3 separate regions of the Homo sapiens genome follow, and all the other regions are linked to region 3. The links are chromatin loops, found by intact Hi-C in ENCODE. Cell type or tissue: PC-3. All regions are shown on one strand. Links, peaks and the distances in the headings refer to the core of each region. The heading gives the core; the rest is flanking DNA. Region 1 overlaps LINC00189 (long intergenic non-protein coding RNA 189). Region 2 overlaps BACH1 (BTB domain and CNC homolog 1). Region 3 overlaps LINC00189 (long intergenic non-protein coding RNA 189).

What was found. Hi-C counts contacts between places; a loop is a spot of excess contacts. Peaks named below come from ENCODE experiments on the same cell type or tissue, not always from the same donor. Only the 100,000 strongest peaks of a DNase experiment are listed, where the experiment ranks them.
Region 1: a loop joins it to region 3, with 2.4 times the contacts of the local background. A loop is called at or near these places in 4 of 110 quality-filtered maps.
Region 2: a loop joins it to region 3, with 3 times the contacts of the local background. A loop is called at or near these places in 9 of 110 quality-filtered maps.

What each region holds. Positions count from the first base shown.
Region 1 is chr21:29,204,705-29,213,204 of GRCh38, forward strand. All of the region lies in intron 1 of LINC00189 (long intergenic non-protein coding RNA 189), which reads left to right. Among named protein-coding and RNA genes, the nearest start is that of LINC00189, 15 kb to the left of the region's middle. In PC-3, for the core only: no CTCF peak of the experiment used is centred there; a DNase peak (open chromatin) is centred at 4,077; H3K27ac peaks cover 1,903 bases.
Region 2 is chr21:29,337,492-29,345,991 of GRCh38, forward strand. It overlaps BACH1 (BTB domain and CNC homolog 1), which reads left to right. Exons shown (of 5, transcript NM_001186.4): 5 at 4,908-8,500. The coding sequence ends at 5,342. Among named protein-coding and RNA genes, the nearest start is that of BACH1-IT2, 31 kb to the right of the region's middle. RefSeq lists an enhancer at 4,629-5,828. In PC-3, for the core only: a CTCF peak has its summit at 5,165; a DNase peak (open chromatin) is centred at 5,320; H3K4me3 peaks cover 1,134 bases; H3K27ac peaks cover 2,011 bases.
Region 3 is chr21:29,254,408-29,262,907 of GRCh38, forward strand. The region is part of intron 1 of LINC00189 (long intergenic non-protein coding RNA 189); the gene reads left to right. Among named protein-coding and RNA genes, the nearest start is that of BACH1, 40 kb to the right of the region's middle. In PC-3, for the core only: no CTCF peak of the experiment used is centred there; DNase peaks (open chromatin) are centred at 1,934, 4,424, 4,764, 7,644 and 1 weaker place; H3K4me3 peaks cover 721 bases; H3K27ac peaks cover 2,146 bases.

The sequences.
Region 1 (8,500 bases), core at 311-8,310, 50 kb before region 3:
GTTCAAGGTAGCTGTTGCTGGCCTCGCCTTCAGTGATAAATTCTTCTCTATGCCCCGCTTCCTCATCTGTAAGGTAAAGATATGGATCAGCTGATTGCTAAGGCTCATCCCATTCCAGCTGTATTCAAATGTGGCCCCCAGAACTGCAGCATCAGTATCACCTGAGAACTTGTTAGAAATGCAGATCCTTAGGCCCCATCCCAGTTTTACTGAATTGGAAACTCCAGTGTAGATCTCAGCAAGCTCTCTAGGTGATTTTGATGCAGCTGAATTTTGAGAACCATTGTATATCAATTTTCTATGAGATGGAAATTTGATATTGATATGATATAGTTTGGCTGTGTTCCCATTCAAATCTCACCTTGAATTGTAATAACCCCTGCCGGGTGCCAGGTGGAGATAATTGAATCATAGGGTCAGTTTCCCTCCTACTGTACTTGTGGTAGTGAATAAGTCTCACGAGATCTGATGGTTTTATAAATGGGAGTTCCCCTGCACACAGTGTCTTGCCTGTCGCCGTGTAAGATGTGACTTTGCTCTTCACAGGCCTTCCACCATGATTGTGAGGCCTTCCTAGCCATGTGGAACTGTGAGTCAATTAAGCCTCTTTCCTTTATAAATTACCCAGTGTCATGTACATCTTTATTAGCAGCGTGAGAATAGACTAATACAGATATCAAGGAAACTCCATTAGCTATCATGACAGCATATTTAGAATTTTCTCCTAAACTTTGAAAGCATCAATTATTTCTGTGTGTAAAAGGAAAAAGTCAGTTTGGTTAAAGCTCTTTTTATTTTTTATATAAAAAAAGGAGTTCGGCCGGGCACGGTGGCTCACGCCTGTAATCCCAGCACTTTGGGAGGCCGAGGTGGGTGGATCATGAGGTCAGGAGATTGAGACCATCCTGGCTAACACGGTGAAACCCCGCCTCTACTAAAAATACAAAAAGTTAGCCGGGCGTGGTGGCGGGCGCCTGTAGTCCCAGCTACTCCGGAGGCTGAGGCAGGAGAATGGTGTGAACCCGGGTGGCGGAGCTTGCAGTGAGCCGAGATCGCACCACTTGCACTCCAGCCTGGGTGAAAGAGTGAGACTCCGTCTCGAAAAAAAAAAAAGAAAAAAAAGAATAAAAAGAGTTCATTTCTTCTTACTCAGAATTCATTATAGAGAGTAGCTTATCATTGCTCTATGTCCATTTGTTGTAGGCAAAACCTCAATTCACAATTTATTTTAACATAACCAGTCCAAAGAAAGGTCAGAGAGGTATTTTTTGTAGCTTTGAGTTTCATATATTTTATATAGTTAGAAACTTCTCTCCTAGTTATCATAGTGGGGAAGGGTGAGGTCAGACTTCCGAAGTCTTGTGCTGGAAAGTTTTTGGTCTTTCTCTTCACTCACAAAGGCAGTGATTACAGGACACTATGGGCTGTGCTTGGAAAACTTTTGTATAAACCTCAGTCCTTGGGTTGGGCACTTCTCTGCTTACTTATGATGAGCTATTCTGTTTGTTTGGTACACAGTAGACTGGTCCTGTTTGCCACTATCATTTCCTTACGGTTTACAGCTATGGTGCACCATTTAAAATGATGGTTTTCAGTATCCTAATTGTATGATGTGTCCTTTGTACATTCTCAGCATGATGCTCTTTCCAGCGTTTTCTACAGTAGCTGTTCTCTGCTCAACCCCATCTAATCAACTCGTGCAAAGGTGATCATTGTTTCTAAGTGGATGCCCTGGCCAGCTTTGAAAACTCTCTTAGCAATGACTTATATTTAAGCATAGGTCACTGATTACATTGGTCAAAGTAATATCTATGAAGTTAAGAACAATGAGACCTCAGAACTAGTAGTCAAAACCTCACTGTTCACAATGTAGGGAAGTTTCTCCAGCAGGTGTTAATAGGTTTACTACAAAGAAAGCATTGTGTCTGTGGTCAAATCTCTCAAAGACTTCTGATGTACATTCGTATCGAACACTCTGAGAGTCTTATAGTAAAGAAACATCTAACTGTGTGTAACTCACGTTTTCAAACTTATTTGAGCATGAAACATTTTTACCACTGGCATATCTAATCACATCCAGTTTGGGAAAGGATGTGTAGAATATTTGAGATGATCGTTAGAACTTGTTAAAAGGAGAGTTTCTTAAAAATCCAGGAGTGTGGTGCAATGCTGAGTCCTCAGAGCCTCCCTGTGTTTCCATAACAGAGATAAAATAAGACTGGATATTCACAGAATCCTGTTTTATTCATCTAATGATCGAAAGAGGTAAATTATGTGAGAGACCGTCCTGTGCAACAAAGGATCAATATAAATGTGAGTTATTCGTGATTATGGTAACTGAGTTGACTGCAGCTTTGTTACTCAAAATGTGGCCTATGAAAGCAGAGCATTGGAATCACCTGAGTGCCTGCTAGAAATGCAGAGTCTCAGGCCCTAATCCAGATTTATTTCATCTAAGGCTGCATTGTAGCAAAATGTGATTCCTAGGCATGTTAAAGTCTGAAAAGCGTTGATTACAGCCTTTTGTACTCTTCCTCTTCCTGACATATCTTAGGTTCATTTCTTCTACCTCATTTCGGTGCCTGCCCCATCTGGAATTCTTTGCAATACTTCTCTTCCTGGAAATTCATAATCTTTACCATTCACTTCCATCAAAATTTTGTTCCTCTTTTCCCTCCCTGAATTCTAATATTATATGTGGTTTTTTTGAATGCCAATAGTATGCCTGGACCTAGGAAATTTCTCAGAAGACCACAGTAAACTTTACAAAATTTTAAAAATTCCGTAAATTGTTCAACACTTGTTTTCATCTGTTTTCTGCTGCTATAACAGAATGGATGATTTATAAAGAAAGGTTTATTTAGATCATGGTTCTGGAGGTTAGGAAGTCCAAATGGCACTGGCATCTGGTGAGTGGCATCCCATGGTGAAAGGGTGGAAGGTGGGATTGAGCCCATGAGACAGAGACAGAAATAGGGGCCGAACTTAGGTTTTTATCAGAAGCCCACTCTTGTGATAATTAACCTACTTCCAATATACTGGCATTAATCCATTCACGAGGGCAGAGCCCTTATATTTTCTTTATAGTGTTAACTTCTTAAATAAAGGTTCCACCTTCCAATACCCTTACAATGGCAATTAAATGTCAACATGAGTTTTTGTGGGGACATTCAAAACATAGCAACTGTCAATTAGTTTTCCAAAGTCAGTCTCTCTAGGTCTTTCTTTAGTTATAGGAAGGGACAAGGTACGGGGCTGGGTGTGTTAACAATCCCTTTCCATTTAATAAAGGTTGCTAAGAGTTAAAAATCTAAGTTCTGCCTATACAAAAAATAACATTCATTATCATAATAGTTTAATTTCGGATGAGATCGGGCACGTGCAGAGTGGTATGGCTGTAGACACACAATAGTTTCAGAAGTCAGACTGTCAGAACCATATAGTGAGAGCTACCATAAGCACCAAAAAGCCCATGTATAGATTTCTCTAGCAAAGACGCTTCCTTAACGGCGCCACTGCTCCAGGATGGGGTTGAGGTGTTGCTGGGGATTGGTAGCCACATTGCTTGTAAAGAGACTGTACTTGCTCCTTCCAGTCTCCCTATGATAAAGTTTTAAGAATATCATAATGAGAATTTTTAGGCTACATATAGATTTTTCCACTGTAGGCAGATGAAATCACATATTCTGGTTAGACATTAGATAAAGCTTCTGAGATTTGGACATGCTTTCATTAGACAAATGAATGTAATTTTTGATGATCTAATACTCTGCATGTTTCCGGAGGAAGCAGTTAAAGACAAATTTAAATTCTGACAAAGATTTATTCAGCTTGTTCTTTGGTGGGGAAAGGAAGCTGAATAGTAAAATGTCAACGATTCAAAACTCCTAATTTTCCTTGTTCCAAGTAAAGAATGAGTTTCTAGATAACAGAATTTAAAAAAAGTTCCCGTAAGTTTTCCCTTCTTCAGTACTCTCACAAATATCCATGCATGCCAGTAAATAATGTAACCTTAATACATTAAAAGATGAATCATGTAAAAGGGAAGTGAAAATGACAAATATGGGAAAAAATGTGACACAAAGAAGTGCATTATGTGTTTATTCGAGAAACCATGAAAACTTCTGTGAAAAAGCTAAGTGCATGAGATCACTACTCAACATTTTAAATCCCTCAGTGCTGAATTTTCATGGTTTGCAAGCAATCTGAAGGGCATTCAGGCTTCTAGGAAGAAGTTTTGCAACTTTGAATTTTTGCCTGTCTCTTGGCCTTAATACAGCAATTTAAAAATAAAGTATCAAGGGAACTCAGCCTGTCTCTAAATTGAGGAATAATATTCTGCCTTTACAAGCCTGTGACATCACGTATCTTCTTACTTTACAAAAGCTCAAATTGCTTGAGCATTAAGATATTAAGAACCTAGTCATGCACAGAAAACACTAGTTTTTTAAATTTTCCAAAGTGATTGGCTCTGAAACTCTAGAACAGTGTTGTCCAAAACAACTTTCTGTAATAGGCCAGGTGTGGTGGCTCATGCTTGTAATCCCAGCACTTTGGGAGGCCAAGGTGGGTGGATCACCTGAGGTCAGGAGTTCAAGACCAGCCTGGCCAACATGGGAAACCCCATCTCTACTAAAAATACAAAAATTAGCTGGGGTTGGTGGTGCATCCCTGTATTTCTAACTATTTGGGAGGCTGAAGCAGGGGAATCAGTTGAACTTGGGAGGTAGAGATTGCAGTGAGCTGAGATTATGAAACTGCACTCCAGCCTGGGCAACAGAGTGAGACTCTGTCTCTAAAAAAAAAAAAAAAAAAACTTTCTATAATGATAAACATTTTCTGTGTATATGCTGTCCAATGTGGTGGCCATTACTAAATGAATATTTAATTTTTTAAAACTTTAATTAATTAAAATTTAAGTTTAAATAGCTGCATGTGGCCAGTGGCTACAGGGTTGGATAATGCAACCCTAGGAATATTTTCTTTATGGTGTTAACATATAATTTAAAGCATTATTTTTATGTCTTAATACTATTTTCTAGTTTATGTATATAGAAAAAAACCTTTAATACCTTAGATGAGAACAAATTTTTAGTGCCATTCCTTAAAGATTATTTTCTTGGAAATAATGACATAAGTGGTCCATTAGATGATGTTATATGAGTCATAGAAATGCTTGATATAAAGTCCAAAATATCCTCACACATGTGGTCTGTGAGGCAGGCTTGTATATAGAAAAAAGGTGGAGGAAATTATGAACACAGGGAAGGAGGTAAAATCATTGCTGGTGCCATATGTCTGGATCTTCTGTTTTCTTCTATTGTGATTTATGTTCTTTTTAAATGACTTTACTGAGCCCTTTGATTTATTTTGTGATAAAGATTAAATATTTTGTCCTTTTCTGATGTTTAAAATCTGAGATTAGTCTAAATAAGGTGACCCATTTTTTTGAGGCACACACTGCCCACCTGTCATCATACCACTGGCAAAGCCTTTAGATAATGAACTAGTACATGTGATAGCCTCCAAAATGCTCCCTTTGAGCTCTTTCTTTATTTTTAAATGTCTTGCTAATGGAGTTTCTTAAAACTGTTTTTTTCTTGGAGTATTTCCTTCAGGGTTGGTTTATATACCACACAGGAAACCAGTTTCATTACCTGATAATTGTGCTTTGGTTATAGAACCAATTCTTTGAATGGGCTGGACATAGGAGGCCAAGTAGAAGTCAGCCTTGTTCTTTCAAACCCCCTCTCAGATTTCTCTTTCCTGTCTATGGATAAATTTGTCTTAAAGATCCCATTTTCAGGTATTAAAAAGTCCAGCCCATGGGAAAACAATATTCACATGTAAAATAATGAAGTTGGATCTTTACCTAACATCATATATAAAAATTAACTCAAGGTATATCAAAGATCCATTTGTAAAACCTAAAATTATATAAATCTTAGAAAAAACACAGGGCAAAAGCTTCACAACATTGGATTTGAAAACAATCTTTTGGTGGCTGTTATACCAAAGGCAAAGGCCATAAAAGAAGAAATAAACAAATTGGGCTTCATGAAAAATTTTAAAATTGGACATCAAAGAAAATATCAGCTGGCTAAAAAGACAACCCACAGAATGGGAGAAAACATTTGCAACTCACAGAAGGGGTTGATTAGTATCCAGAATATATAGAGAACTCCTAAAACTGAACAACAACAAATGACCTGATTCAAATGGGCAAAGAACTTGAATAGGCATTTCTTCAAAGAAGGTGTATAAATGATCAATAAGCATGTGAAAAGATGTTCAACATTAACAGTCACTGGAGAGATACAAATCAAAACTAAAAGGAGATCCCGCTTGACACTCATTGGGATGGCTACTATTTAAAACAACACAGAAAATCACAAGTGTTGGTGAGGATGTAGAGAAATTGGAACGCTTGTACACTATTGGTAGGAATGCAAAATGGTACACTGTTGTGGAAAATGGTATGGTGGTGGATCCTCGAAAAATTAAAAAATAGAATTACCATATGATCCAGTAATTATGCTTCTGAGTATATACCCAAAGAAATGAAAGTGGTGCACCCATGATTATAGCAGCATTATATTCACAATAGCTAATATGTAGAAGCAACACAATTATCTATTGATTGATGGCTAGACAGGCAAAATGTGGTAAATACATACAAGGAATATTACTCAGCCTTAAAAAGGAAAGAAATTCTGAAATATGCTACAACATGGATGAACTTGAGGATATTATGTTAAATGAAATAAACCAGTCATAAAAAGACAAATATTGTTTGATTCTACTTATATGAGGCACTTAGGGTAGGCAAATTGATAGAGACAGTAGAATGGTGTTTCCCAAGGGCAAGGGGGAGAGGAAAGTGGAGAGTTAGTGGTTTATGTGTACAGAATTTTAGTTTTACTGAAGAGTTATGGAGATCGATGGTGATAATGGTTGTACAACATTATAAATGTATTTAATACCACTGAACATATACTTAAAAATGACTAAGACAGTAAATTTTAGTTATATGTATTTTAACACAATTTAAAAAATTGGAAACAAAAAGTCCAACCTAGGGTAACATCAAACTTTCAATCACTTGTCCAATTTAAACCTTCTCCCATCCCCCCACAGCTCAGGTGCCTGGGTCCTGGAAGCCTACAGTGGGGAAGGGGTGTTGCGGTCAGCTTCTCTGGTCCTCCTGACCACCTTTTCTCTCATCCACGGTTCCTCACGCCTCTAGGGTAGAATGCAGGAGAGTGGGAAGACTAGAGGCATAGCACAGTCTTAGTTGGCTGGCACTGTTACAACTGGCTGTTTCCAGCCCTCTGGGAGGCAGATGCCCAAATGCACCCTCCACACTTTCTCTCATGAAGTAGTTTCTGAAAATGCCCAAAGGGTCCTCTCACTACCTTGTTCTCTGGCTTTGAGTATGAAAGACTTGGTTGTGAAGTAAGCCATGTGATCAGATGACTGCTTATGAGCCTTGCTTAGCAACCTCATCTGATCAGATCCCATAGCCTCTCCTTTAGGGGTTGCTTTGCCCTGCCAGGCAGATGCCTTCTATATGGCCCTTTCAAGTGTTCCCAAGACGGTTACCTTCCATAGTCTCCATTTAACCCATAGAGCACTCAGCACCTGGCCTCAGACAGGGTATGAAGGTGTAGGCCGCTTCTCTTCACTTTGCTTAGAAGGGAGCTCTAGCTGGCCTCTCATTAGACTTTGTCAGATGAGAATCAGACACCTGTCCTGTGTCCCTGTAAGTCCAGGAAACTCCAGTTCCTCTCAGGGCCCGTGCTGTTGCTGGGGCCCAGAACCTGCCCCAATTTAGCTGGCTCCAGCTGGCTAGGGGTGGGGGACGATGGGAAGGGTGTGGTAGTGGTAAGCTGTCTTACTCCCTTCCTGCCAGACACCCCAGTCTCTATAAGCAGTTATTCTGAAGACTCTCATTTGGCATGCGCTATGGACTGAACGTGTGTCCCCCGCCCCGCCTAAATTCATATGCTGAAACTGTAATCCCTAAGATGATGGTATGAGGAGGTGGAGACTTCAGGAGGTAATTAGGTGGAGCCCTCATGATGGGACTGGTGCCCTTTTAAGAGACAGGAGAGCGCTTGCTTCCTCTCTCTCCACCATGTGAGGACATACCAAGAACTGATTCAGCCTGCACCTGGGTCTTCACTTCCAGCCTCCAAAACTGTGAGAAATAAATTTCTGTTGCCTAAGCCACTCAGCCTATGACATTTTTGTTATGGCAGTCTGAACTAACTAAGGCAATATGAGAATGGGAGAGAAGCGCTCCAGCTACTCTCCCAGGGGGAGGTGGGACAAACATACAAAGAAATCCCTATTAATCTTTGTACTCCTCCTGAATGGAAACTGAAGGAAGGTGAAGTAGATGAGGTTCAAGTCACCTCCTAGCAAATCATACACAGATATTCTAAAACTCTCTTTAAGTTTTGAAACTGGTGCACCATGATAATTCCACTGAACTAAT
Region 2 (8,500 bases), core at 385-8,384, 83 kb after region 3:
TAATCTCTCATCATTTACAGGAAAAATTTTGGCTCCAATTACATTAGTGTATTGTTTCCTTTATAATATACAGTAAGTTCTCACTTAACATGAAATGATGGATAATGAAACCAGTTTTTTTCCTCATCAACTTTATAATGAAAGGATGTTGTAAAAATGAGAACACTTGGACACAGGGTGGGGAACATCACACACCGGGGCCTGTCGTCGGGTGGGGGAGTGGGGAGGGATAGCATTAGGAGATATACCTAATGTGCCGGGTGCGGTGGCTCAGGAGTTCGAGGCTAGCCTGGCCAACATGGTGGTGCAAACCTGTAATCCCAGCTACTCGGGAGGCTGAGGCAGGAGAATCGCTTGAACCTGGGAGGTGGAGGTTGCGGTGAGCTGAGATCATGCCATTGCACTCCAGCCTGGGCTACAAGAGCGAAACTCCGTCTTAAAACAAAAACAAAAACAAAAACAAAAACAAAAAAAACGAGTTAATGGGTGCAGCACACTAACATGGCACATGTATACATATGTAACAAACCTGCACGTTGTGCACATGTACCCTAGAACTTAAAGTATAATATAAATAAACAATAAAATAAAAAAGAAAGGATGTGGAACAAAATGTTTATTGAGGACCTGGTGTGCGTTGTTTCTCTTAAAGTCAGTTTCCAAAAACCTGTCGATGATTTTAAGTGAGGGCACACTGTATAAAAAGTAAGAAAATTAGACAATCAGTATTACTATTAACAGTAAACAAATTGAGCAGAATTTGAGATTTATTTGCTTTTTTATGCTTAAATATTTCCCAGTGTGAAGCTTTAAAGTTATTTGAAATATTTGTGTTACCAATTTGGCATACAATTAATTTTTTTTTCTATTTATATTACTGGGATTTACTCTACATTTTTTGAGACAGGGTTTCACTCTGTCACCCAGGCTAGAGTGCAGTGGCACAGTCATGACTCACTGCAGCCTTGACTTCTTGGGATCAAGCAAATCCTCTCATATCAGCCTTCTGAGTAGCCAGGACTACAGGTGCGCACCACCATGCCCGGGTAATTTTTTTGTGAAGGTGAGGTTTCGCTGTGTTGCCCAGGCTCCTCTCAAAACTCCTGGGCTCAATCGATCCTCCTGCCTTGGCCTCCCAAAGTGCTGAGATTTTAGGCATGAGCCACCATGCCTGGCCTACATTTTTAATTTGTTTTATTTTGAATGTAAAACGTTTATATGGTTCAAACATTAAAACTATATTTTAAAAAATATATACTCCAAATCTTGATCTCATCTTCTCCTTATACCCTATTCATAGCTACTTCCTATAGGTAACCATTTTCATTAGTTTCTGGATTTTTTTTTCCCTGTGTTTCTTTTCTAAAAATGTGTTAACATTTTATGTCTACTCTTATTATCCATCCTGCTGCATGGAAGTATTTTATATACATTTTTCTGTACTTTTTAAACTTAAGAATTGATTTATAGGAAATATTTTTTCTTAGTTCAGAGAGGTTGTCATTCGTTTTCCAGCTCCATAGTACTCAGTAGTGACTGTAATACAGTTCAAACCAGTCTTCTGTGGGTGGACAGTTGGGATCCTGCAGTGAATAACTGTATACTGTTTCATGTTTAAGGAGCTGTGTCTCTAGGACACATTCCTAGAAGTGGGATTGTTGGATCAAGGGTAAATACATACATAATTTTATTAGATATTAACAGATTCCCCTCCTTAGGAATTGTCATATTTGGCCTTCCAGCAGCAGTATATGTGTGTGTGTCTGTCCACACCCTCAGTCAAGATTTGTTGTCAGCTTTTGGGTTTTTTCCAGTCTGATAGTGAGATACCATGATATCTCGTGGTAGCTTTTATTTTTATCTTATGAGTGAAAATGAGCATTTTTGCTTATATTTCTCAGTGCCATTTGCAGATTTCTCTGAACTGCCGTTCAGAGGTTTTACTTACTAAGGAACTATTAGTGACCATTTTCTAACAGTGAGTACTCTTTACCCTATCATAAAATTGTCACTTGTACTTTTGGTGCCAAATTCTTCTATATCTTTATTGGGTGAGTTATATTTATGATCTTTAAAAAAATTATATTTGAATAAATATTGTGCACTAGCTATTCAAAATAAGGATTTAGATGCAAAGGTTTTTTTTTTTTTTTTTTTTTGAGACAGAGTCTTGCTCTGTCACCCAGGCTGGAGTGCAGCGGCACAATCTCGGCTCACCGCAACCTCCGTCTCCCAGGCTCAAGTGATTCCCCTGCCTCAGCCTGCCCTTTTAGCTAGGTTTACAGGTGTGTGCCACCATGCCCAGCTAATTTTTTTGTATTTTTATTAGAGACAGGGTTTCACCATGTTGGCTAAGCTGGTCTCGAACTCCTGACCTCACATGACCCGCCCACCTCAGCCTCCCAAAGTGCTGGGATTACAGGCGTGAGCCACTGTGCCCAGCCTGTAAAGATTTTTTGTTGGTATAAAATCCAGAATGGTACCAGAATGCCAATTTTATTCCTTTTTAAGAAATAGCTCTAATTAAAGGTGCAGCACTTCAAACGTGATTTATACAGTTGTTTTTATAGGAAAATGGAAATATATTGTAGGGATAGGTAGCAGGACACTAATAGTGAGTCCCACTCATGACTGTAAGTAGTGACTTTGGGAGGTATCTTAAATACTGATGTCATTAAGTAATTAACTTGAATTACTTGTATTTTACTTTTAGTTATTAAGCTGACTGCTATTATAGTAAATATGTGTCTTAAACTTAGAGTGAAATGGAAACTGCTTAGAAGCTTAGCTGTGTAGGAGTTAAAGTGCAGGGGAACAGATGGGAACATTTAATTTATAGAAATAATTCTGGTGGAGTTCTAGGGCTGTGCCTATTTGTTTTAGTTGTTGTGAAGAAGCAAGCCATCTTGTATACTTAAAGAATGATGTCATCCCTAATTTAGTGGGGTGGGAGGAGTGAGAGTATTTAAAGATCATGTGGATATTAAGATACAGAAGTCATAAAATATTTGTAATCTTCATAGTATCTGTAGGTTAAGTAGTGGTTCTAATTTCTGGGAGGAAGCTCAAGTACTCCTTATTTTGTTGAACCATATTTAATTTAAAAGACCAACCAGCAGTTGAAAATTTTCTATTGCTGTTTAGAATAGATTCATCCCAACTTTGGTAGAGGAGTCCATGGCTGAATATTGCCATGAGTGAAGAAAGATTCTTTCTCACTTTCTTCTGGAAGCTTTGTTTTCATCCTCCTTTGGATTGGCTTCTGAGAGACCATAAAAAGAAATGGGTGTTGATTGCATTTAATGGTTCCTACTGTGAACAAGCAGTAGGTACCGTTCTTGCCCTTTCAGTATCTGCAGACTCATTTTATCAGAAGAGTGCAACTGATAAACTTTGCATAAGAGAAAATGTACTGGCCAAACATTGATTTTGCTTACATACACATACTTAACACGCACATTCTTGACCTACATCTATTTAAAAAAAAAAAAAAAAAGAACTTGTATATAAAAATCTGAACAGATTGGAGAATACTTTGCCATATAAAAATTTAGTATTTTGTATTTATTGTATATTTTCTCAAAATATTACAAGGCTTTAAAATATTTTAGAAATAACAATAATTGGATTCATACATAATTTTATAGTAATACTTTTGTATAAAACCATAACAATACTTTTGTATAAAGCAAAATTCGTTTTACCCTTTTAGTGACTTTTATGTCATAAAAGACTAAAGGATGGCACTTATAGATTAGCACTATGAACTAACTTGTCTCAAGGTTAACTGGCAGCCTCAACTCTCCAGAACCTGTCAATGAACAGAAAGCAAACAGAACAACACTGACTTGTTGAGAGTTGTGATAAATTTCATAAGAAAAACGTTTGACTTTCTAGCAAGTGTTTATTTACTCTTTTCTTATAAATACCTTGATTATTTGGTTTCCTGGCTCATAATAGATTAGAAGCAATAAGATGTTAGAACAAGAAGGATGAAATGGGATGATAATAGAAAAGACATGCTGTCAGCAGTGATAAGTGACATGGACAGGAAGGCAGGAACCAGAAAAACTTTTGAAAAATTCTGTGGTAGACTTTCTTATAGGGGTAATATCTTAAAATTATAATAATAACAAAAATGGTAATTAGCAAGCACAAAATTACCCCCCCGAATTCTTCACACTTTAGTAACTCACCCACCGGCTGTCTCTAGGCATCTTAAATTCAGTCCCATCCCTTCAGTGGGTTTGATGTTGCTTAAATCAAGAGAGGTGTTGTGTGGATTACATAGCTGAGATTGCATGTTGGAAAACATTTAGCACAATATCTGTCAGAGAATCTGCTCAACAAATGCTGGTCATTAGTTGAATCTTGCAATGCTTTGAGTCTCAGTAATTAAGTTATGCTAACTGTACTTTTACTTTTTTTCTTGTATCCCATCCAAAATGCCATCCATACCTGTTATGTACAGTCTGTAAATCCAGAAAGCTCCAAAAACCGTATGTTTGTCACAAACTCTTTTGACCGAAAAACTGCCCCAAATTGACATTAGACTACATAGTCTTTATCCTACTTTCTTCATTATTTGCTATTTTAATGTTTACCTAGAAATGTAAAGATAGTTGATAGGGAAGTGCTGCCCCAGGCCTGCTAGAGAAATTATGTGTGCACCCATACTGTCTTTCCAAAACCTGAAAAATGCTTTGTGCCAAAATACATCTGCCCCAAGAGTTTTGGGTGGGAGATTCTGGGCCTTTAGTATTTAATGTATAATTGAATGGAATTGAAAGGATAAACTCCATGTGATCTTACTTGATGAGAAGCCCCTGTATATTATTTGATCGCCTTGGAAATGTTGATTGAGCTAATAAACACAAGCCATTGTGTTCTCTTTCCCCACTTCACAGCAAAGTGAAAAGGAGAGCTTGTTGAAGGAAAGAGATCACATTTTGTCAACTCTGGGTGAGACAAAGCAGAACCTAACTGGACTTTGCCAGAAAGTTTGTAAAGAAGCAGCTCTGAGTCAAGAACAAATACAGATACTCGCCAAGTACTCAGCTGCAGATTGCCCACTTTCATTTTTAATTTCTGAAAAAGATAAAAGTACTCCTGATGGTGAACTGGCGTTACCATCAATTTTCAGTTTATCTGACCGGCCTCCAGCAGTGCTGCCTCCCTGTGCCAGAGGAAACAGTGAGCCTGGCTACGCGCGAGGGCAGGAGTCCCAGCAGATGTCCACAGCCACCTCTGAGCAAGCTGGGCCTGCGGAACAGTGTCGTCAGAGTGGTGGGATCTCAGATTTCTGTCAGCAGATGACTGATAAATGTACTACTGATGAGTAAACTTGCATTCACTTCCTTCAAACCATCTAATTTTCTCCTGAAGTTTTGGCAGCGTCTTGAAAGCCTAATATGACCATCTGTTGCTCAACAATACTGTTTTTTTCCTTTAGTAGTTTACCATAAGGGAATTTCCTTTAAGTCAACCATGATTTCTCCTTGATTTCTACAAGAGACAAAGAAATGATTTTGCCTCCTGGATATCAGAAAAATCCATGTGAAAATGTAGTAAACCTTTAAAACTCATGTTTTAAAGAATAATAACTCTAGTAATAACTCTTCCTGCTATTCAGAATAAGTAGGAGAATGAAAACTGCAGCATATCAGACAGCAATTTAACAGCTTGAAACATCTACAGATAGTTCCTACTAAAAGAAGTGGCCTGCAGAAGTTTAATAATTTGACTTTTTTCTAATATTTTAGTTTGAAAGAAAATTTCTTCCCAAGCAATGCTAATAGAGTTCTATTCTTAGAAGCAGGGTGTCAGCTACTGGGAATATTTTTGTAGAGCTGCATTGTGAAAAAAAGATGGTCTTACCTGAATCTTAGGGCTTTGTTCTTCGGCTCCTAAAATCAGGCTTTAAGCTACATTGGGAAGATTTAGTAAATAGGCAAGTGGTTGGCCTAAGACGGGGGCTGCTTCTCCTCTTCAGTATGGACTCTAGAAAGTCTGGCTACATGAATAGATTTAAGTGTCACTTTCCCTCCCTGCCCCCCGCTTCAGTCTCTACCATATCTGGTCCCATCATGGACTTCCTATTTCCTGGCATTTTTGTCCCTTTGGAAGAAGAAATAGGACTCAGAATACAGTGGCATGAGTGATTACACTGGCAGCATTATCTCAGGCTCCCTAGAATCTGGAGAGCTTACCAACATGTAAAGCTGTTCATTTTTCCACCGTGGGTCACCAATGCCAGAAAACCAGACATCACGGGGAAAGAATGTTGCTTACTTTTTACCAGGAGTGCAGTTCATTTTTTTCACCCTGTTTTTGAAGTCGTATTATTCACTTGTAAAAATGATTGTAACAGATAAAAAATGTATCTGCAGCAACTCTGCAGGTTTGTGAAATAGGATGAAACTCAATCTTTTTCTATTGTGGGTTTGCATTTGAAAAGCAGGTTGAATCCTTGCTCTCTTCTCCAAATTTGGTGTGGTATAAAGACACACAAATCATTTTAACTTGGACATTTAAAGATCAGTCTTAGTGTTTGTTCAGTCCTGTTACAAAATAGATAACTGAGCACCTATCGCATAACATTTTGCGGTGGCTTTTAGCCATGCTGGGGTTAGATGTGTTTGAGAGTCAAATGAAAGCTATGGATCTTCTCAGCAATTAAAAAAAATGCATATATTCACATTCACAGAAACATTGGCAGAACCCAGTTTTAATGGTACAGAGGAGTAGTTTATAGTGTTGATTTCACCAAAATCAGAGGGCTGAAAGAGACACTTCTATAGACTGCATCCTGAGCCTAGTGCAGGGCTTGTCTAGCTAATGTGGGCAGCCACCACCCACTGTGTATGAACAAGTCTGAAGCAAGTTGGCCTTGCCCTTGAGAGTATATGGGGACCAGTCTTCATGTCTTGGAGTAATTTGTCAAATGTTACCCTTTTTGATCAGGGTGTAGGGGGAGGATATTGCTAGTATATTTTCAGTGGTTTGTATGTTCTCTCTGTCACTGACTTATTTGTAAGAGAAAATTAGTTGGACTTGTTTATTTTCTAGTAGCTTTTATAAGTACACTCAAGAATTTGTCAGGGAGAATAATTCTGATAGTGCATCCCATACTGCAAAAGAATTTGTGTGTGTGTGTGTGTGTGTGTGTGTGTGTGTGTATGTGTATGTATACATATATATCTCTCCATATAGGTATTTCTTTGATACTTGTAATTTTAAATTTCAGCTTCACGATATAAAATAATATAAGAACTTCTGGTTTACAAAATGTAAAATCTTAAGCCAATGGAACCCTTGATTTCCTACCTCAGTGTACACCCAACTATTGGTTGTATCAGTTTGTGTATGTGCAAATGTCAAATAATCTTTTGCTTTAATTGCTACTGTACTTGCTTTGAAAGATTACCTACTATTTTATGATAAAATGTAGTTGTCTCCAGAGCTTAAATATAATTTGTAAAGCACTTGGTTTAAATTTCTCTCTACCTATAAACAGTTTAGCATTAAGGGTTTCTATTAATGACACAGAATTATTGGCCAAGTGTAATTTCTTAAAATTTAGCATTACTTTAAATAGCCAGCATGTAATACAAGTAACTACACTACCTCATATCTACATGATTTTCAAGTTGTAATGCAGATGGACAGATAAAAAAGATTTTACGTTTGTCTTTTGGCCATAAGTGGGAAAGTTTTCTGTATATTGCATAGCATTACACATTTATGCCTATTTTAACATTAACTTCTAAAGAAGTTTTTTCTAAGAAAATGTTTCAAGGCAATATTTTTTTTGAGGCTGCCGAAGACAAATGACAGGATTATGAGTATACAGTGTATGCCTTTTCCTTCATGCAGAATTTTGAAATGTTTTCAGTTTGTATATTGCATATTCACATGATCATTGTTCACTATTTTATGAACTGGCCTTCTCAATGTTTGATGATTTTTTAAAAGCTGTTATGTTGAATTCAGTAAAATAACATTACCTTATTTTTTTTCTTATTCAAATTCTGGAACTATAGCAAATAATTCGTTAAATTGTCATATTCAAAACAAATGTGGATACAGTCTTGGTTCTCCATCTGTAATTTTTTTTAACAGTTTGCTATAGCTTACTGCTTAACTAATTTTAAATAAGGAAATAAGTATGTTAGATGCAGTAGACGATACAGGTTGCATGTGGACACTCAGTCACATTAACAACTTGGGAAAAAAATGGCAATGTTACGGTGAATTCTCAGGTGAACTTTTTTCAGTTATAAAACATCTATTTTGAATCTGTAAATATTTTAAATGTTTTATTAAGGCATGTAATAAACTATTCTTTGAAACTTGTTGGGTAGAATGAAAATTAAAGCCATAATGGTAGAAGATGGCATACTGATTATAAAAGAAGCAGAAAAACATTGATTTTTTTATATCTTTCATAATATAATTTTCTAACAATGCAATAAAACCACTAAACTTTTGTGTCCATATT
Region 3 (8,500 bases), core at 350-8,349:
CACAGAGCCAAACCATATCACCAAGTAAGTGTCAGAACCAAGATACAAATCAGGTAGACTGGGCCTTGTTACAAACTAGACAATGGCCACTACCACAGTCAAAATATAGAACATTTCCTTCACACCAAAAACTGTCTTCCAGCATTTATGCATTCAGTTTCCTATCCTGCCTAGCTGCAGGCAATCACTGATGTTTGCTTATCTCTATAGATTAGTTTTCTTGGACTTTCCTGTAAATAGAATCACATTGTAAGTCTTCTTTTACATCTAACTTGTTTTGGTCAGTATAATGTTTTTCAGATTCACTCATGTTGTTGCATATATCATTAGTTTGTTCCTTTTCCTTGTTAAATAGTATGCCATTGTATGGATTTACCACAATTAGTTTATCTATTCACCTATAAATGGACACTTTGTTGGTTTTTCATTTTTAACTATTATAAATATAGCTGCTGTGAACATTTGTATACCCGTTTTGTGGACATGTTATTATTTCTTTTGGGTAAATAAGTAAGTGTATAACATGTCTTTGCTTACATCAATACTGGAATGTCTTGACTTCTAAATTCTCATAACCACTCTTCTATTAAATTTTGCTTGTAAAAATATATAAACTACTATTAAAATTTTTAAGTTAATTCTTTTCAGACTCTGTCATCTCAGTGTTGTCATCTATTGCTTGCATTTTTCATTCAGCTCACGGCTTTCCTGGTTTTTTGTGTGACTAGTACTTTTTGATTAAAACCTGGATACTCAGAACACTTTCATCAAAAAACAAAAATTTCACTGCTGCCTATTTATAGTCATTTCCCACTTCTGCACCTAGCCCCAGGCAACCACTGGTCTGCTTTCTGTTTCTATAACTTTGCCTGTTCTAGAGATTTCATATAAAATGAAATCATATAATATACAGTCATTTGTGACTGGGCGCAGTGGCTCACGTCTGTAATCCCAGCACTTTGGGAGGCTGAGGCGGGTGGATCACGAGGTCAGGAGTTCAGCCTGGCCAACATGGTGAAACCCCATCTCTACTAAAAATACAAAAATTAACTGTGCGTAGTGGCACACGTGTGTAATCTCAGCTATTCGGGAGGCTGAGGCAGGAGAATCGCTTGAACCTGGGAGGCAGAAGTTGCAGTGAGCCGAGATCATGCCACTGCACTCCAGCCTAGGCGACAGAGCAAGACTGTGTCTCAAAAACAACAACACAAAAAAAATATATAGTCATTTGTGTCTAGCTTCTTTTACTTAGCGTAATATTGAGGGTCAGCCATGATTTTTCATGAATTAGTAGTCCATCCTTTTTATTGCTGAGTAGTATTCCATTGTATGAATGTACCAAATTGTTTACTTATTTACCATTTGGAGGAGATTTAGGTTGTTTCCAATTTCGGACTATTCTGAGTAATTCTGCTATGAACATTCATATTCATTTCTCTTGAGTAAATACTTAGAGTGAAATTGTTGGTCCTACTGTAAGTATATGTTTAACTTTTTAAAAAACTGCAAAATTGTTTTCCAAAGTGACTGAACCATTTTACATTCTGACTGGCAAGTGTGAATTTCCATTTTCCTTACATTCTCCAGAGGTCGTTTAAGCTAAGTGTGCTGTATCCAATGAGCAATGATTCCTCCTCCTTCTCCTCTCCCCAACTCTTGTCCTCAACCTACTGTTTGCATATACTGCATGGCATGTAGTTAAAATTGCCTACTTTATCCTGCACTGGGGCTTGGTGTTTAGGGGGAGTTCACATTCACTTGCCTACGGGTTGTAGATTTTCCCACACACTTGGCTGAAATTGGTTTGGCCTATTAGCTCTTTGATTCAGTGTTTTTTTCAGGTTCCTCCTTTTTTTGTACTACACCGTTTTCTGCTACCACAATACTTCAAAATCTGACTATGTCATCTGTAATGTTTACTTTTCTGAAGGAAAGGTTCGCCACTCACTTCCTAGATAATATGCAATGATAAAAACTTGGCACAATTTATGACACTGGAACTGGCTACCGTTTTCTACTATGTGTCAATTCCTCTAACTCCAAGAACTGTTGTCCTCCTTTAAATGTATATCTTATGCTGTCCTAAGTTGGCTATGATGTTTGTAATCTGCTAGTACTTGAAGTAGCCATTGGGGCTTATGTAAGAAAGTGGCCTACTACTCACCTGTGGCAGATGGAAAAGAGGGGTACTGCTGCCAAAAAGCCCATCTGCTCCCATTGTCTGTGGACTATTTTCAAAGCAAGAGCTCATATGATTCACAGTCATCATCGCTCTAGGAAAATAAAAAGTTCAGCACATTGGAGCTACCAGCTGTAGGGGAGGGCATCCAATCACTTAGCTTCCCTATCCATTCTAGTGACAAAGGACGCTTTGAAATTATATTTAACAAGATATATTATTTCAGGAAGTAACTATTGCTCTCTAAGCAGCATTTGCCTTAGCAGCCTTGAGCCATATGCTAACATATGAGTGTTGCATAAGTTCATTTTGTGATCTTCGGTGAGTTAGATACTTTCCTAAATCTCCTTGTTAAAAATCTGTGAAATGGGGCTAATTATGCTAACACATCATGGCATGTTTGTAGGATTAGGTACTGACAAGATTTGTAAAGAGATTAGCCAATAAAAATCCTTACCATATATATATGCCTTCTATTTAGAAAAGATACCAAGTTCAAAATATTTTTACTTATTACATGTACAAAAGAAATTAGAATCTTAAGCAAAGAGGCAAGGATGTGACCAACAGGTCACTTTTGAATGATAAAATTTTTGGTTTTGGCTTTCACATAAGTGCACAGACTCTGGCTTCTTCTTGCATATGGTAAATTGTTGTAAATGGTTTATTGAGAATTCTCAACATGATATGGCATAAACAGAAAACTTCTGTTTCAATGACTTCTTTCTCCCCAACTGCACTATAATTACCATCTCCTTTCTTGCTGGGTATATTCACTCTTACCAACATCTTGGTCAGATTTTCTAACTTTTCGCTCTAGGTATTAGCTTGGACCTACTTAGGTACTTGCAAATTATCTGAGACTCTTTTACCATTGATAGGTAGTTTAGGTTTTCTCTCCTTGAGTCTGGGTGAATTTGGGGCTGCTTTAATCATCAGAGAACCACAGAAGTGATACTGTGTGACTTCTAAGGTTAGATCACAATATACTTGGTGACATTTGTTATATATTATATAATATATATATAAACTTCCATATATATATATACATATATATATATATCTCCTATTAGTTCTGTCCCTCTAGAGAACCCTGACTAATACAGCTACCACGAAAATCATCTGTGGTTTTTAAAAACCCAGTGATTTAACTTATGTGCATAATTAATGAATACCTATAATGTCCTGGGTGCTATGGTAGGCCTTTTACCTTTATTATTTAATCTTCATAACATTTATATAAAGCAACTTCTATTACCTGTCTCTTTCAGAGCAGGACACTGATAGTCTGGGAGGTTGCGTAACTTGCCTGAGTGGTGAAGTCAGGACTGCAGGATTTCTGTCTGACCTCGGAACCCATTGTCATTTCTCTATACCACCTGCCTCTTTGTTCAAGAATGTTAACATGTAATTCTCAAATCAAGTTTTTAAAAATACCTTGTTACTTAAATTGTAAAGTGGACAAAAGTCAGAGTTGCTGGAATTTTCCAAGGAAGTGACCTTCATGTTTCCTATTTTGCCACTTTTCTTGGGGTAAATTTATTTTAAACTCCTCTTTAATCCTCACAACGTCCTTATGAAGTATGAAGGAGGAAAATATCATTCTTTTTTCCAAGGACATTAGACTAAAGAACTTTAGAATGTGGCATAGTAGAAAAAGTATAGACTTTGGAGTCAGACAGAAGCTCTAATCCTGACAGATGCTAAAAATCTAAGTACTTTCAGGAAACTTTCTAAATAGTGCTCTTTGGCCAGGTGCGGTGTCTTACGCCTGTAATCCCAACACTTTGGGAGGCCAAGGCAGGCAGATCACTTGAGGTCAGGAGTTCAAGATCAGCCTGGCCAACATGGTGAAACCCCTTCTCTACTAAAAATACAAAAATTGGCCGGGCATGGTGGCATGCGCCTGTAGTCCCAGTTACCTGGGAGGCTGAGGCAGGAGATTCTCTTGAACTCGGGGGCGAAGGTTGCAGTGAGCTGAGAGTGTGCCATTGCACTCCAGCCTGGGCAACAGAGTGAGACTCCACCTCCCCCCGCCAACAAAATAGTGCCTTTACCTGTAAAATGAAAATAATACCACCTCCTTTATAGGATATGAGACTTAATACAATATGATCAAACATGATAAGCGTCTGTCTTGGAGCCTAGTTCACAAGAGAAATCCATTAAATGTTAGTCCTTCTTTGCCTATTGCAGCCACAATTATTTTACTAACCCTGAGACATTCAAGTGAGGCTGAGTATGAATCACACAGGAAAAATGCTAAGAGCTAGTCCTGTTTTGAGGTAATTTGATCAGTTATACATAAAGTGATGCTGTGCAATGGTACTCACAAACATGGGACACCCCAAATCAATATGTTTAGTGAATATTTAAAATACAATTCCAAAAGTTTAGGAGAGAAGGGGCAAGAAGATACATAGATGATAGAGAATGGGAGAAACCTAGGACTTGTTATCGATTGCAGGAATTGTGATTTCTTTCTGTTGGAATGAGCCAAGGGAAGGGGAAGAAAATTCATGGAACAGGAGATTGGAATTTGGGTGCAGCCTCCTGGCACGTGCTCATCCTGTTCTTCCAATTTCTGGAGGCTGTGCCTACGTGCCTTTTGCCTGTTGCATACCTCGCATCAGTCAGCTCTCTTTGTTTTATTATAGAAAATTGTGCAATCCTTTCTGGTTTGTTTTTGTTAGGATTTCCTTCCCTTTATCTCTAGCAGGAAAATATTATCCCTTGAAATTTCCTCTGGGACATGATTATTTACAGTAAACTACAATTTAGTGAATTCTTGAGGATTTCTTCTTGATGTATCCTCTTTTTTATTTTTCATTCTTAAATGCCTTTTGTTTTTGGCTGCTTCTCTCTTGAGTGTTTTGTATATATTTTGAAAAATACCTACCGGCAGCTTGTATATCTTTTTTCCAAAACCTCTCCAAAGTATTTAAGAAGATATCTTCCATATATATCTTTTGTATATACAAATATATATATTATTTACATATAATATATATTTCATCAGACATATAGTATTTGTGCATCATTATTTTTGTGCATCACAGCTTTATATCTTATATATTTAAGATAATAATCTGCATCATCTGGCTAGCTTCACTGCTCAGGGGATGGTCAGCTCAGTCCAGATCAGTGTAATCTCTTGCTCCAGTTACCAGATCAGCCTCCTGTCTAGTCTTCCTGGTCCTGGATTTGCTCACCTTCCCATCTTCCACACACTGAAGGCAGACAAGTCGTCTTCTGAAGAGAAAACCTGATCATATCTGCTTAGTATCTTTCAATAGGGTCATCAGACTCAGGGAAGCATGATCTGGCCCCTACCTGTCTCTCCAGCCCATCTCATGAGCTCCCACCCCATTCTATGCCTGGCCATAATGCTGACTTAAGAGTTACCTGAAGAATGTTTTCCTCTTTCTCCCCTCCTACCCTCTGCACTTGTTACTCTCTCTGCCTTGGGAAGCTCATCTTCACCCTGTAGCTACTTTTGGCCTGTTTAATTCCCACTCATTGTTTAGGACCTTTGTTTTGTGCTGCTCTAACAGAATACCATAGATGGGATAATGTTTAAATGAACAGAAATTTATTTCTTACATATCTGGAGGCTGGGAAGTCCAAGATCAAGTGCTTGCATCTGATTGAAGGTCTTCTTGCTGTGTCTTCACAATAGTGAGGCCCAGGGAGAGAGAGAGAGAGAGAGAGAGACCTGAACTCACCATTCTATAATGATCACACTCCAGCAATATGACACTCATTAATCCATTCATTAGGGTAGAGCTCTCATGCCTAATCACCTTTTAATGGTCCCCCTCTTAATACTGCTAAAATGGCAATTACATTTCAACATGAGTTTTGGAGGGGGTAAATATTCCAACCATAGCAAGACCCAACTTAAGCATGACTTCTTTCTGGAAGCCTTCTCTAATGTCCCTAGACTGATTTTGTGCTGTTTTATTACTCCTATTTTCTATGCCTATCATGATACCATACTCTTTTCAAATTATTTGACTGCCACATTAGGGCAGGGCCCTGGCCTGATGAGGTACGTACTCAATAAATATTTGTTAACTGAGTGAGTGAATGAATGAAGACAATGCCTTGAGGCAGTGTTGCTCAAAGGTTAAGGAAGCTGGAGTGAGGTGGTCTTGGTTTGGATCCTGGTTCTACGCCTAACTAACTGTGAGACTTCTGGCAAGTTATTGCATCTCAGTTTCTTAACCAGTAACATGGGGATTATAACAGGAAACATCTCATTGAATTATTTTGATTAAATGTTAATAGATATAAACAGAATGGTACTTACACAGAATACAGTTTCAGGTGTTAGCTATTATTATTATTATTATTGCCTAAATATTAATCTGGCAACTTAATAGCCAAAGTGGAGGCGTAGCACCTGACACAGTTTATGAGGAATCGTCCACTCTTAGCTCCATGAGGGATTCACAAGAATTGATTTTTTTAAACTGCTGGATTTCTACAACAATGTTGTAAATGATTTTAAAAGGTATCCTATATTATAATTTAATATTACAGTTATGGAGAAGACAACTCATATCATTGCTTGAAGGTTTTTAATATGTGCTGGATAAGTATGTTTTAAGGAATTAGCATCTATTATAGGCTGAATTTTCAGTTAACACAGTCTTGACGACAGACAGAAATCCATGTTAAATAACGTTCTCTAAAAACTATATTTAAGATACCAGAAATTAGGTAGAGGAAACTGTAGAATTTTTCAAATAGAAAATACTGATTAAGACTTAGATGAAAACTGTTAGAAAGGTCATAAATTAGAGAAAAATCATGTTTCACTTGAGTCAACAACAATGGTGTGATTAACACTTTTTTTTACTGGGTCCAGAAATGAAGGAGGAGGGAAGGAGAGAGAGAGGGAGGGAGGGAAGGAGGTAGAGAAGGAGGGAGAGAGAGAGAGAAAAAAAAAACTTGGAAGGAGTATTTTCCATCACAAATTATAGGGAGTAGCTATCAATCACACTTTTTAAGGAAATCAAAGGTGGGATAAAAGTGCTTGCAGGGTCTTTGGATACAAAGATGGTGAGAAGCCAGATAAGCTTTGAGAAGCTCAATCTTCAAATTACGAGATTCAGCATGAATTAGATTGACTTGAACCAGGGGAAAAACCAGGATTAGGTTAAGCAGTGATTCAGAAATGTTCAGTTAGTAACTGAGACAACTCTATGTAGGTACTAACATAAATGATATTGAATGTTTGAGTGTCATCTTCTTTAGGATTTATGTTTTTGTTATTTTGGCAAAATAGCATTAACTAAATGGAAACCATACTGTATTTTATTTTCTTCATTTTAGTTACTTCTGCCCATAGCAAACAGCTTTTTGGATTGAGAGGCAGTGTTAAATGTAACATCGGCTACAGGAATAAACAAGAGTTCCTGCCCTTGCCTTGAGGCAGTGTAGCTTGAGTCAGACAGCCTGCGTCTGGGTTCTACTGCAAGTCAGTACAGGCATACCTCGAAGATATTGTGGGTTTGGTTCCAGACCACCATAATAAAGCAAATATCACAATCAAGCAAGTCATATAAATTTTTCCATTTTCCAGAGCATATAAAAGTATGTTTACGATATATTATAGTCTATTAGGTGTGCAGTAGCATTGTCTAAAAATGTACATACCTTATTTAAAAAATATTTTATTGCCTAACAAGGCTATCACCTGAGCTTTCAGTGAGTTGTAATCTTTTTGCTGGTGGAATGTTGATCAGGGTGGTGGTTGCTGACTCTTAAAATAAGACATTTGAAGTTGGCCTCATCAGTTGACTCTTCCTTTCACGAAAGATTTCTCTGTAGAAAATGTTGTTTGATAGCATTTTACGCACAGTAGAACTTATTTCAAAATTAGAGTCAATCCTCTCAAACTTTGTCACTGCTTTATCAGCTACATTTATGTAATATTCTAAGTCATTTGTTGCCATTTCAATAATGTTCACAGCATCCTCACCAGGATTAGATTTCACTGGAAACCACTTTGCTCACCCATAAGAAGTAACTCCTTATCCATTCAGGTTTTATCACGAGATTGCAGCAATTCCGTCACATCTTTAGCTTCGACCTCTAATTCTAGTTCTCTTATTTCCACCACATTTGCAGTGACTTCTTCCTCTGAAGTCTTGAACCCCTCAAAGTCATGCATGAGGGTTAGAATCAACTTCCAAACTCCTGTTAATGTTGATATTTTGACCTTCTCCCATGAATCATGAATGTTCTTAATGACACTTAAAATGAAGATTTTTTTTTTTCCAGAAGATAGTCAATTTATTTTTCCCAGATCTA